Regions from separate parts of the Homo sapiens genome. Here region 2 is linked to region 1. Evidence: chromatin contacts called from ENCODE Hi-C or POLR2A ChIA-PET data. All regions are on one chromosome and are shown on one strand. The core of a region is the stretch at or near the end of the contact, and the rest is flanking DNA. Distances in the headings are between cores, read along the strand shown. Region 1 has its middle 77 kb from the start of UBE2U. Region 2 overlaps CACHD1 (cache domain containing 1).

Region 1 (6,232 bases), core at 2,746-5,245:
TTGAATTAAAATTTCTGTTTTATTTCCTTATCCATCCCTGGGTTCAAGTTTAAACTATGATTAGCTTGTTTGGATTTCTTATTTACTCATTTTATAACTTAGTTACTCATTTTCTGCCTAACTACCTGGCCATGTGTCCAATATTTTGGTTTAATTCACTTGTGTCTTTTGCCACTTAGCTATCTCCCTGCCCTGGAATCCATAGTCAGTGCCTTCAAAACCCACCCTCATTGGAATCCTACATTATTTCGATTTGCACACCCTAATAATTCAGGCCATTCATTGACCCTCAATGCCAATAAGCCTCTGCGCTTGTCCTTCTTTTTTAAAAATATAATTTATTTGTTTTAATAAAAGTAGAGATGGAGTCTTGCTATGTTGCCCAGGCTGGCCTTGAACTCCTGGGCATAAGTGATCTTCCTGCCTTGGCCTCCTAAAGTGCTGGGATTACAGGCATGAGCTACTGCACCTGGCCATTGCCCTTCTTAATGATATATACCCAACAAGGTTTGTTCTGCTATAAATGAATCATGGATCACCCTATGATATGATCAAACACACGGAGTGCTCATGCAGAAAACATCTCCCCAACAGACCTGCCCAGGTGTCTAGAATTTCTAATACGATGCCTGTACATCTCTCCAGAACAATGCGAACATGACATGGGAGCATATTAACATCCTCATGAACACACTAGTTTATCCAGGCAGCTGAGAAGAAGGCCTAAGTGTAAAACATGGCTCTAGTCAGATGGCCTGTCTGGCACATAGGCAGAGACTCTAATAGGCACTACTCTGAGATACAAGCATTCATGACCCAAGAAGGACACAGAAAAGGGCAGAGATATTTGGTCAAGTTGAAAAAGGAAGACCCAAAACTTAGCTTGCCATGTAACACTTTCTGAGAATTAGAAATCTAACACTTTCTAGTCATTTGATTTATATAATTTCTAACTCCACAAACTCTCTTAATCTGATGATTTTAAGATGCCCATTCTTATTGCTGCTCATTTAGTTTTTTTCATCCTCTCATTCACTGTCTCAGACCCACTCTTATTTCTTTTCCTTGTCTCTAAAATCTTTTAAACATGCTCTTTTCCCTCAGGATTTTCCTGATTTTTACTTCTCCAACTCTCCTTGAATGTGAGATGTTGTTGGTAAAGAAAAAAAAAAAGACAGGGAAAAAAGATTTCAAGTTGGAATTCATTATTTGTCTGCTCTACTATTGTGTGTGTGTGTGTGTGCATGTGTGAGAAACTTTGAGACAGAGAGAAAAAGGAAACAGACAGAAAGGTTAATTGATTCTGTATTTTCCTTAAAGAGAATTAGAAGTTCACTGTGTTATGTAATTATATAATATAATTGGATTTATTTTTTTCTTTCACTTTTTTCTTTTCTTTTTGTCCCTCCCTTTTCCTTAAGTTGCTTTGAATTACAATAAAGGCTAAACAATCTGCCTTTGTATGCAATTTGTGCACAAGCTGCCAAGCTGGCTGCCAGGTTTAGTCCTGATGTGATCAAAAATGGTTGGGTTACAAAGCCACTGAAAAAACCGGTTTTCTACAGGAAATAGAAATTTATTAAAATCAGGCCTCCCCAAATGCCCTGGCTGTTAGGCTGGCAGCCTGCCAGGTCAGCAGGGCTGGAAGAGAAGGAGATGAGCAGATGTGATCGTGCAGCCCCTACTCAAGCCAGGCGGGAGGCGGGAAGCACTGCAGGGTCCTAGAGAAGCAACTGTCATACAAACAAAAGAATCTCCATCAAGAACACCAGAATTGTGGTTTCCCAATCCCTGACATTTTTAGGTGTTCTGGGGTGTGCCATTTGGATTCTGGCCATTCATGGGCTCCCAAATTATATTTCAAAATCTCTGATTTTTCCCAGCAGAATAAAATGTTAATACCCTTACAGGGTCTTGGGTTCTAACGTCAACAAAGATCCTTAACTTCTTTGAGCCTCAGTTACCTCATCTCTACATGGGGAATAATACCTACCCCATGAATTGTGAACTTAAATGAAATAACAACTGAGAACTGATAAGTATTGCCATTGTTATCTCCTTCCACCACAGGATGGGCTATCCCAGGCAACTGGCTGCCTCTCATTAACCACTGGTTTGGACGCTGCTTTGGTTCAGGGCACAAGGCCTAAAGAGGCACTGGCCTGGCTCTCCTGGGTTTCTTCTGACACTGTGATAACAGCTGACACTTACTCAGGGCTTACTTGAATTTGGACCAGCAATTGCTCTAGGTGCTTTAGAACTATTAATTCATTTAATCCTCACATAAAACTTCTTAGTGGTTACTACTCTTATCAGATTAGGAACCAGGACACAGAGAGTTGTTGCCCACCCAACGGCCAGTGTTTGGTGGTGTTCAGAGGGGAGTCCAGGCAGTGTGGCTCCAGAGCTGTGCACTTGAATGCAGTGCTGTAGAACCCAAACTCTTTCTTGTTGAAAGAAGGAAGTTTTTAATGTGTACTTTTCAGAGCATTACCATCTAATGCAGTGCTGGGGATTTGGGAAACAGATAAAAGACAGATACTGCAGGAGTAATAAGGGATTGGGGAGGAGACGCAGCTCAGATTGTTCCAGGGTGGGGAGCAAGCACATCTTGCGATCAGACTTTCACTGGGATGAAGTGCCTTGGCAAAAGTCTAGGGGTCAGAGCCCACTACATTTCCCCAGGCCTGGTCTCTTCCCCACTTCCCAAGCTTCCCGCCTAGCTCCACTCCTCTTAAGTTTTCTGAGCAGCCTTTGTGCCTAATTCTCTTGCCTCCTCTTTCCACCATCTTCACACACAATAATTCTAGCTAACATTTATTGAACCTGATACTGTGTGAAGCACTTTATATGCATTTTATTATTTAACTCCAATAATGACGCTGTGAAATATTATTCTTTTCTCCATTTTACAATGAGGGAGGTAAGGCTCAGAAAGCCTCTGTAATTTGTCTAGGATCACATCACATAGCTTGGCGCACGGGTCTGAACTGAATCTGGCTGAATCCAGAACCCAGCTTTTTCCATTTGGATTCAGATTAAAATGGATATTAAGTTTGGCCCTGGCAGGAAAAAATAGTCAGTCAGCCTGTCTGTGGGGATCTCAACTTATTAGCAATATCTTTTCCCATTCAAAATGTCTTAATCCTTTATTTTAGTAAATGGGTCCATCATCCCTCATGTCAACCAGAATCCCTGACTCCTCTCTCCTGGAGTCCAATTCATCACCAAGTCTTCTACGCAACCTGGAATCCATCCGCTTTTTGTCTTCTCTCTGCTCTGCCCTTGGCAGGTCTCCATCACTTCTCATGTGGTTCCTGTCTCAAGCATGGTCTGGCCCCTGCCTCTTTCTCTTACCTCATTTCTCTTATCTCTTGCCCATCAATTCTGCAATGCAGTTATAGCCAACTATTTTCAGGTCTTCTCAGGTGTTGTGTCCCCTCACCTGTGTCTGGTAGGTTGCAAGGCAAGCTGTTCCCTTGGCCCATGCACTCTTCCCCAATTCCCTTTATTGCCCAGTTAACTCCATTTATTATTCAGAGCTCAGATTAAATGCTGCTTCATGCAGGGAGCTTTTCCTGAGCTCTTAAATCTGGATTAAGTGTCCTCCTGCCCCCATGACTCCCAACCCAGCTTGAACTTCACCCATCACACCACTTCACTTTATTCCAACTCAATAAATATTTATTGAATATGTACATAAATGAGTGAATAAACAAAAGAATGAGCCGATGGTCCCTTGTCCCCTTCAAAGTCACTGCTGTTGGTCAGGAGTGAGAAAGTAAAACCTAGACTTGAAGTTCCTGAAGAATAAAAATGGAGTATCCGCTCTTCTGTTTGTTCTCTGCTATGACTGCCATATTCTCCAATTTACAAACACATTGATTCAAACACCAAAAATGTATGAGGCCAATCCCTTATCCTACCTCAGTTCCAGCCAACCGTAGCTGGGAATGGTGATCACTGCATCAGATGAGCAATATTTACTCTGCTACACTTCCTCTTATTAAATCATAACACCAGAAAAAAAGATTAAGCAACAAAAAAGAACAAAAATACTTGTATACACCAATGAGAACACATAGAATGATTCTGCCTCCACCACGAAAGCACCGTTGTCACTGCCTTCTCTTCTCTGCTGTCCATGTAGATGCATTACAAAGGGACTTGAAGGCCACATTTAAATAATTATTGAGTAGCTAGTACATGTCAGACACTGGTGAAGGTGCAAGGGCTACAGCACTGAGGAAAACAGAATTCCAGTCTGTATGGAACATAAATTCTAGAGCCAGGAGAAATGAAGGCAGATCTCCAAATATGGTTATTATGATCAATTTTTTAAAAAAAGATCTATACACATTAAAAATTAGAAGTGTCTTACTTTTTACCAAATAGACAAAGAACCTGTCTTGGCATAACATTTGGGGGCAAGTTGCTTCTAGTTATCTAGGACAGGCCTATCCTTTCACAATTCACATTGCATAGTAATGATCTATTATTATTATTATTATTTTTTAAATTTATCAAAATGTTTATAAATGTTTAAATGTTCTTTTTTTCTTTTTTTTTTAATTATTATTATACTTTAAGTTTTAGGGTACATGTGCACAATGTGCAGGTTAGTTACATATGTATACATGTGCCATGCTGGTGTGCTGCACCCATTAACTCGTCATTTAGCATTAGGTATATCTCCTAATGCTATCCCTCCCCCCTCCCCCCACCCCACAACAGTCCCCAGAGTGTGATGTTCCCCTTCCTGTGTCCATGTGTTCTCATTGTTCAATTCCCATCTATGAGTGAGAACATGCGGTGTTTGGTTTTTTGTCCTTGCGATAGCTTATTGAGAATTATGATTTCCAATTTCATCCATGTCCCTACAAAGGACATGAACTCATCATTTTTTATGGCTGCATAGTATTCCATGGTGTATATGTGCCACATTTTCTTAATCCAGTCTATCATTGTTGGACATTTGGGTTGGTTCCAAGTCTTTGCTATTGTGAATAGTGCCGCAATAAACATACGTGTGCATGTGTCTTTATAGCAGCATGATTTATAGTTCTTTGGGTATATACCCAGTAATGGGATGGCTGGGTCAAATGGTATTTCTAGTTCTAGATCCCTGAGGAATCGCCACACTGACTTCCACAATGGTTGAACTAGTTTACAGTCCCACCAACAGTGTAAAAGCCTTCCTATTTCTCCACATCCTCTCCAGCACCTGTTGTTTCCTGACTTTTTAATGATTGCCATTCTAACTGGTGTGAGATGGTATCTCATTGTGGTTTTGATTTGCATTTCTCTGATGGCCAGTGATGATGAGCATTTTTTCATGTGTCTTTTGGCTGCATAAATGTCTTCTTTTGAGAAGTGTCTGTTCATATCCTTTGCCCACTTATTGATGGGGTTGTTTGTTTTTTTCTTGTAAATTTGTTTGAGTTCTTTGTAGATTCTGGATATTAGCCCTTTGTCAGATGAGTAGGTTGCGAAAATTTTCTCCCATTTTGTAGGTTGCCTGTTCACTCTGATGGTAGTTTCTTTTGCTGTGCAGAAGCTCTTTAGTTTAATTAGATCCCATTTGTCAATTTTGGCTTTCATTGCCGTTGCTTTTGGTGTTTTAGACATGAAGTCCTTGCCCATGCCTATGTCCTGAATGGTAATGCCTAGGTTTTCTTCTAGGGTTTTTATGGTTTTAGGTCTAATGTTTAAGTCTTTAATCCATCTTGAATTAATTTTTGTATAAGGTGTAAGGAAGGGATCCAGTTTCAGCTTTCTACATATGGCTAGCCAGTTTTCCCAGCACCATTTATTAAATAGGGAATCCTTTCCCCATTGCTTGTTTTTCTCAGGTTTGTCAAAGATCAGATAGTTGTAGATATGCGGCGTTATTTCTGAGGGCTCTGTTCTGTTCCATTCATCTATATCTCTGTTTTGGTACCAGTATCATGCTGTTTTGGTTACTGTAGCCTTGTAGTATAGTTTGAAGTCAGGTAGCGTGATGCCTCCAGCTTTGTTCTTTTGGCTTAGGATTGACTTGGCGATGTGGGCTCTTTTTTGATTCCATATGAACTTTAAAGTAGTTTTTTCCAATTCTGTGAAGAAAGTCATTGGTAGCTTGATGGGGATGGCATTGAATCTATAAATTACCTTGGGCAGTATAGCCATTTTCACGATATTGATTCTTCCTACCCATGAGCATGGAATGTTCTTCCATTTGTTTGTATCCTCT
Region 2 (6,232 bases), core at 150-2,649, 380 kb before region 1:
TTCACCGTGGTCTCGATCTCCTGACCTCGTGATCCGCCCACCTCAGCCTCCCAAAGTGCTGAGATTACAAGTGTGAGTCACCGCACCCGGCCAAGTCATGTTATTTTTAAGTATGCACCTCTACTCTGTAAATTTCAAAGAAAAGTGAGCTTATAAGTCTAAAAATATTTAGGATGAATTTTGTTTGTGTTACACTGAAATGCAAAAGGATTCTCATCTTTTGTATCTGACTGTAGCATCAACACAAGTAGTAAAGAGAATCTGAAATTCCTTCTTACTTTAAAAAGAGACATTGAACTCAGTATATATCTGGGCATTTACTAAGATATGTAGTATAGTTGTTTTTTTTGTTTTTTTGTTTTGTTTTTTGACAGGGTCTCATTCTATCGCCCAGGCTGGAGTGCAGTGGTGTGATCTTGGCTCACTGAAGCCTCAAACTCCTAGGCGTAAGCAATTCTCCCACCTCAGCCTCCTGAGTAGCTGGGACTACAGGTGTGTACCACCACACCCAACTAATTTTTGTATTTTTTTTTTTGTAGAGATGGGGTTTCACTATGTTACCCAGGCTGGTCTTGAACTCCTAGGCTCGAGCAATCCACCTGCCTTGGCCTCCCAAAGTGCTAGGGTTACAGGTAGAGATGTTTTAGAGGCTAGGTAGATTTTCTGTTCTTATGTCCAGTTGACTCCCCTGCTATGCTATAGCACATTGTTAGCTCTTGCTTTTGAAAATTAAAGTAAAAAAAAAGCCTAGAAGTAAAAGAATGTTTTTGAATTTGTGTGTTCATTTTTCACAGGTCATACATAAGCTGTAACTTGATTCCATAATCATGTGTAGTAAAATGAAGTCTATCCAGTAGGGACACATTTTGCATAAGGTAGGAATCAAACAAACCACTAGGAATTAAAATTGCCAAGCATAAAGAATTTCAGGCTCAAAATTTCAATGAGATAAAAACATTTTAGATAGAAAAAACCCCACAAAGCTGTTGTTAATGCTGCACTGAAAAAACTATTCAGGAACATTTTTCACCACCATGAAAGTATCTTCTTTAGTTTAATGCCCTGAAGTTGCTTTATTGTATGTACTTACCATGTCTCTCCAGGATTTGGGGGAGAACCTTTGATAACGGAAGCCCCTAAAACTCACCATTGTCTCCTAGTGGGATCAAATGCTTTGTCCATGAGGGAACCAGGATAAATTCTGAGGACGCCATTGGGTGTTGCTATGTAACGGCGGACAATGTAAGTGTTCAGGCTACTCATTTCCATTTGTGTCATCCATTCATCTGTGACGTGGCTGGTAGCCATTACTTCATTTCTGACAGAGAACTGGGAAACAAAGGAAGACATAGCAGGGATCCTTTAAAACTCACATGAAAAGAGAGTGGGCTGCTGGCAGTGTTCCCAAAGCTCTGTTGCAGAGAAGCCAAGCCGAATTACTTTTTAAAAATCTTTCCACAGCAGATGGATGCAACCAAACTTGGTGAAAATAAAAGCTTGCAGAAATACAGTCAGCAGATGCGTGATCACTCAATTGTTCACCCTACCTAGGCTTTCTGAGTTTAAGAAGAAAAATCCTATAGCGAGTCATTAATATACACATATATACACACTAACCCTAAAGCTTTGTTCCTTAAACTTTATACTTATATTTATCTCGAGAGACAGCAGGGGCACTTTACTTCTTCCTCTGGGTAAGACAGGGCTGGGAAAGTTTCACTAGTCTCTAAATCACATCCCTCTAACATCACTGGAAACCCCCAGTGCTTCTAAGGCCTGTAACAGATTCTCCATGTGGCCCACGGGGCTTCTTCATCCATCAGAAGAGTCACTGCTGACCAGCCTCCCCTGGGCCACACACTCTGCAGCTCTCCAGCTGAGAGGCACAGATGCAGAGCTGGGTTTCCTACTTCAAAGGTTCACTGCCAGCACCCCCTGCTGGGCCTGTGGAGGGGGACACCAGAAATGGAGCTCTGCGCCAATGCTTACTTTGAGGCCCGGGTTAGCAATGAGGCGGGTGTTGTCGCTGAGATAGGCGGTGTAGTGCTCTACCATGCGCTTTGTCTCTGGCTGGCTGAGGTGCTCATAGGGGGAGGAAAAGCTGCCAGCAGACAGCATGATGGTGGGACTTTCTGAAAGAGAAGCAAACAAAGCAGGCCTGAGAATGCGGAGACTCTATCTCATCCCAAACAAAGGCATCACTCGGGCTCTGCCAATCTGTCAGCTATGGTGGCTTAATGTCTTTTTTTTTCCTTTTTTTCTTTTTTTTTTTTTTTCAGATGGAGTCTCGCTCTGTGGCCCAGGCTGGTGTGAAGTGGCGCGGCTTCGGATCACTGCAAACTCCGCCTCCTGGGTTCCTGCCATTCTCCTGCCTCAGCCTCCCCAGTAGCTGGGACTACAGGCAACCGCCACCACGCCCGGCTTATTTTTGTATTTTTAGTAGGGACAGGGTTTCACCGTGTTAGCCAGGATGGTCTCGATCTCCTGACCTCGTGATCCACCTGTCTCGTCCTCCCAAAGTGCTGGGATTACAGGCATGAGCCACTGCGCCCGGCGGCGGCTTAATATCTAAAGGGCCACATTCTCTCCCTTCAGGGAGCTTACAGTCCTAAGAATGAACCAGTAAAGACATGCGCCAATAAACACAAGTGCTGGGAGTAGAAATTCTTCAAACTATCTGAGATCTACATATAATATCTTATGAGGAATGAGGGGACAGCTTATGACACACATGAAACCAGTCTGGATTAAAGCCATTTTCTGGCTGTGTGATGTTGGGCAGGTTATAATACATGTAGTGTTTCTCTCATTTGCATAGCAGCAATCTTACAGAAATACGGTGAGAATTCAATGAGTTAATATTTGTAAAGCAAATGAGTATTAACTATTATTCATATTAGTAGTACTATTTAAGAAAGAAAGATGGAACAGTGAAATCAATGCAAAAATCAAATAAAAATTATTCACTCAGATGGTGGCAGCAAAACTTGACACAAACAAAAGCTTCTAGAAATATAGTAATTAATGTATACATGTTTCATTATTGGTCTGATCTAACAGGAAAATCCTAGTTCTCTATTTAAGATAAAAATTCTCACAGTGAATCACAGTGCAGAACAAAAACACTAAATCTTCGTCTTTGAGATTTTCTACCATTCAACCTTATAGTATTTTTAAAAGCTTTAGAAAGCATGATCATGTGTCCTATCTCATTTAATCACATAGGGCATCTTCTACTCCTTTTGTTAGTTCTCACACGTCATGTCTTGTCTCCTGGTAGCCTGGTGATCTCTGATTGTGCTGGACATTGCACTTAAAAAGTAATCTGTAGAAATAGCTTGAGGCCTAAGAAGATGGGGGATCCTTCTCCAGAGAGGATTGTTGTTTCATCCTGTCCGGTGCCACACTGCAAGATGTAGCAGGTGGGGTGTTGGAAACAGTTCCCAATTAGGAGCCAGGATACTGACCTAAGCACTGCATGACTTCAACTAATCCTATTTCAAAGGCTAATGCTTGAAGTTCCCCAAACCACTCAGATGATAGGAACCCCAAGTCAAGGCCTGATTTAACTTCAGGCCTTCCCCTAAAGATGTAGTCTTTTAGAATCTCTGCCAAAAGCATGTATGTATGTGGGGCTGGGAGTAAAAAATTTATTAGAGTCTTCACCTTTTGTGGACCCTGGATTTGATTTTTGCTTCTCTTCCTTGCCTGAAGTAGCTACTTAAAGCACTGTTTAATTTCACAGCTGTTTCTTCTGGATTGGTAGACATGTGCATTGCAAAAGTGGCTTTGAGTGTTGGCTCTCTTCTCTGGGTTCTTATTTTCTCTGAGATTTTTGCCCAGTAATTCCTCTCTCTCATGTTAGCTCTGATGCTTTCCAAGATTTTAATCCAGGATTACGTTTCAATCCAGGAATTTTATTAAATAGTTGTCCTCAGTAGGTTGGGTTAGAATTACCTAGTCTGCCATTCCCAGAAAACATTAAATAATGTTATGTTTCATTTAATTCTGATGATATCTTCATTGGCTACCCTGGGAGATTATTATTATATTAATTAACCAAAGCAAAGACAACCAGAGGCTGGAAAAGGTTAGGGTGCCTAGCAGCATGCTGTGGATTCATGTATATATTCTTTTGCAGGCCCTCCATGCAAGGACCTGCCAAAAAGAGAGAGGGTAGTTCCTGAACTCAAAGAAGTTAGGATCTGATTGGAGTGACAAGGAATAAGGAAAATAGAGAAAAATAACAGTGTAAGAATAACACAATAATATAAGAAGTGTCAAAGGCACCCACTTCAGAGACAGAAGAGTCACCACGGGGCTGGAGTAAAGAGAAGAAGAGGTGGCTTGGGGTCTCTTTTGTAGTGACAGAGACTGGCGTTTTAGAAAAGGCTAGTGCAGTAAGATGGGGTGAGCACAAAGAGACAGAAGGAATCAAGATACAGGACCCAAAGCTTTGTGTCTAGGAGGTAGACATGCTTATTTATACACACATATACATATTTAATTGCCTTAGATGATGCACTCTTAAAAATTTTTTCTTTGTCTCTTTGTGTACCAAGAAAGATGATGTCCTTCTATCAGCTCACTTGAACACAGGTGACATATATTTAAGACCTGGCCTCTAAACCCCCACATCACTGAAATCAAATGGAAACCACTTCTTTGCCATTGCTTCCCATATTTCCTATTCCCTTTTTATTGTATTTTAATTACCTTGGTTCATTTTCATTGCCAACTGATCCTAACTAAGATGCCCTTGATTACCTCTCCACCTTGTCCTGGGGCCTTACCATCAAGGTGAGGAAGGGTGCCAAGACCTCCCAGTGAAAGTCAGACACTGGCCTATGGTCTGCTTGTTAATCATATATGAAATAATTAAGTTCATACATTATCTGAATAATCTCTATGAGGCAGTGCTTGCTGTCCAACTGAAATGCAATGCGATCCACAGATGTAATTTAAAATTTTCCAGTAGCCACATTAAGAAAAGCAAAAAGTGGCTGGGCACAGTGGCGCCTGTAATCCCAGCACTTTGGGAGGCCAAGGCGGGAGGATCACCTGAGGTCAGGAGTCAAGACCAGCCTGGCCAACATGGTGAAACTCCATCTTTACTAAAAATACAAAAATTAGCCGGGCGTGGTGGTGCGCAACTGTAATCCCAGCTAATCAGGCAGCTGAGGCAGAAGAATCACCTGAACCCAGGAGACGGAGGTGGCAGTGAGCCAAGATCGTGCCACTGTACTCCATTCTGGGTGACAAGAGCAAAACTCCCTGTCAAAGTAAAAATAAATAAAAAAAAAAAAGCAAAGCAAAAAGTAGTATTAAAGTAATTTTTATAATATGCTTATGGAATCCAGTATATCCACAATAGCATTATAATTTTAACATGTTATCAATATAAAAATTAAGTATGAACTTCACACTTACCATACACCTCAATTTGGATGAGCCATATTTAAAGTGCCCAATAGCTACACGTGGCTAGTGGCTGCCATATTGGAAACTGTAGCTATGGGAGATATGCAAAGGAAATAAAAAATCTAGGCTTGAGCTTCTTTTTCATCAAGAAAACTATTGTAATTTATTGTCTCAAATTTCAAAACAGTGACCTAATTTTCACCAGCAGTAGCTTGCTCACACAGAACTTAAAAGAGGCTTCTACACATCAGTGTTTCAGTAAAGCATTTCTTAAAAATATGAAATTTTTAAACATACTTTTTTGTATAAAAACAAACAAAACCCCAAAGACCAAATCAAAACAAAGAAATATAAAATCCTGCCTTCTTGGATCAACATCACTGGCTCTATCCAAATTGTCAACACTGCTGGGAGGTATCCCAGAAGAGACCACTTAGTCCAGCCTGCTCTTCTGATCTCATGTCCAGGCAGAACTCTCGAGGATGGAATTTAAGAGAGGAACACAAACACGAGTGCTATCATTTGGAATCTAGAGACTGCAGACTTCTAGCCTTGATTTTATTCCCATCTGTTCCCCTTCTTCTCAGTTGGCCAGTTGTGTGATGATTCTTCGTTATTAACTGCTTTGAACCCTAAGTCTTTTCAACAGTGAAAAAGAGAATACCTGTTTTACTGTACTGTCAGTATACTGTGGTTTGGTGACAACATAGACCACGAATGCCTAGTATGTGTCTGGCACATGGCAGAGCAGAGGTGCATGGGTCAAATCTCAGCTTTGCTATATTTTATGTTATCTGGGGGAAAATTATCT

The links. A loop is a pair of places that touch in the nucleus more often than their neighbours do. ChIA-PET counts read pairs that join two places held with the same protein, here RNA polymerase II (POLR2A). Pooled maps may share reads with other maps.
Region 2: a loop to region 1 is called in a map of right cardiac atrium, with 3 times the contacts of the local background. The contact joins two enhancer-like sites. A Hi-C loop is called at or near these places in 9 of 168 maps with a recorded cell type or tissue (Right ventricle myocardium inferior, dorsolateral prefrontal cortex, heart left ventricle and 6 more), 1 of 37 single-sample maps with no recorded cell type and 4 of 50 pooled maps. POLR2A ChIA-PET finds 5 or more read pairs at or near these places in 2 of 52 experiments (HEK293T and PC-3).

The regions. Positions count from the first base shown.
Region 1 is chr1:64,277,919-64,284,150 of GRCh38, reverse strand. No RefSeq gene overlaps it. Among named protein-coding and RNA genes, the nearest start is that of UBE2U, 77 kb to the right of the region's middle. Within about 2 kb of position 3,995, at least 2 of the 41 ENCODE cell types and tissues checked have a DNase peak (open chromatin) inside an H3K27ac peak, as active enhancers do.
Region 2 is chr1:64,659,595-64,665,826 of GRCh38, reverse strand. CACHD1 (cache domain containing 1) reads right to left here. Exons shown (of 27, transcript NM_020925.4): 14 at 1,990-2,132; 15 at 1,148-1,329. Among named protein-coding and RNA genes, the nearest start is that of RAVER2, 82 kb to the left of the region's middle. RefSeq lists a silencer at 1,894-2,069. Within about 2 kb of position 1,399, at least 3 of the 41 ENCODE cell types and tissues checked have a DNase peak (open chromatin) inside an H3K27ac peak, as active enhancers do.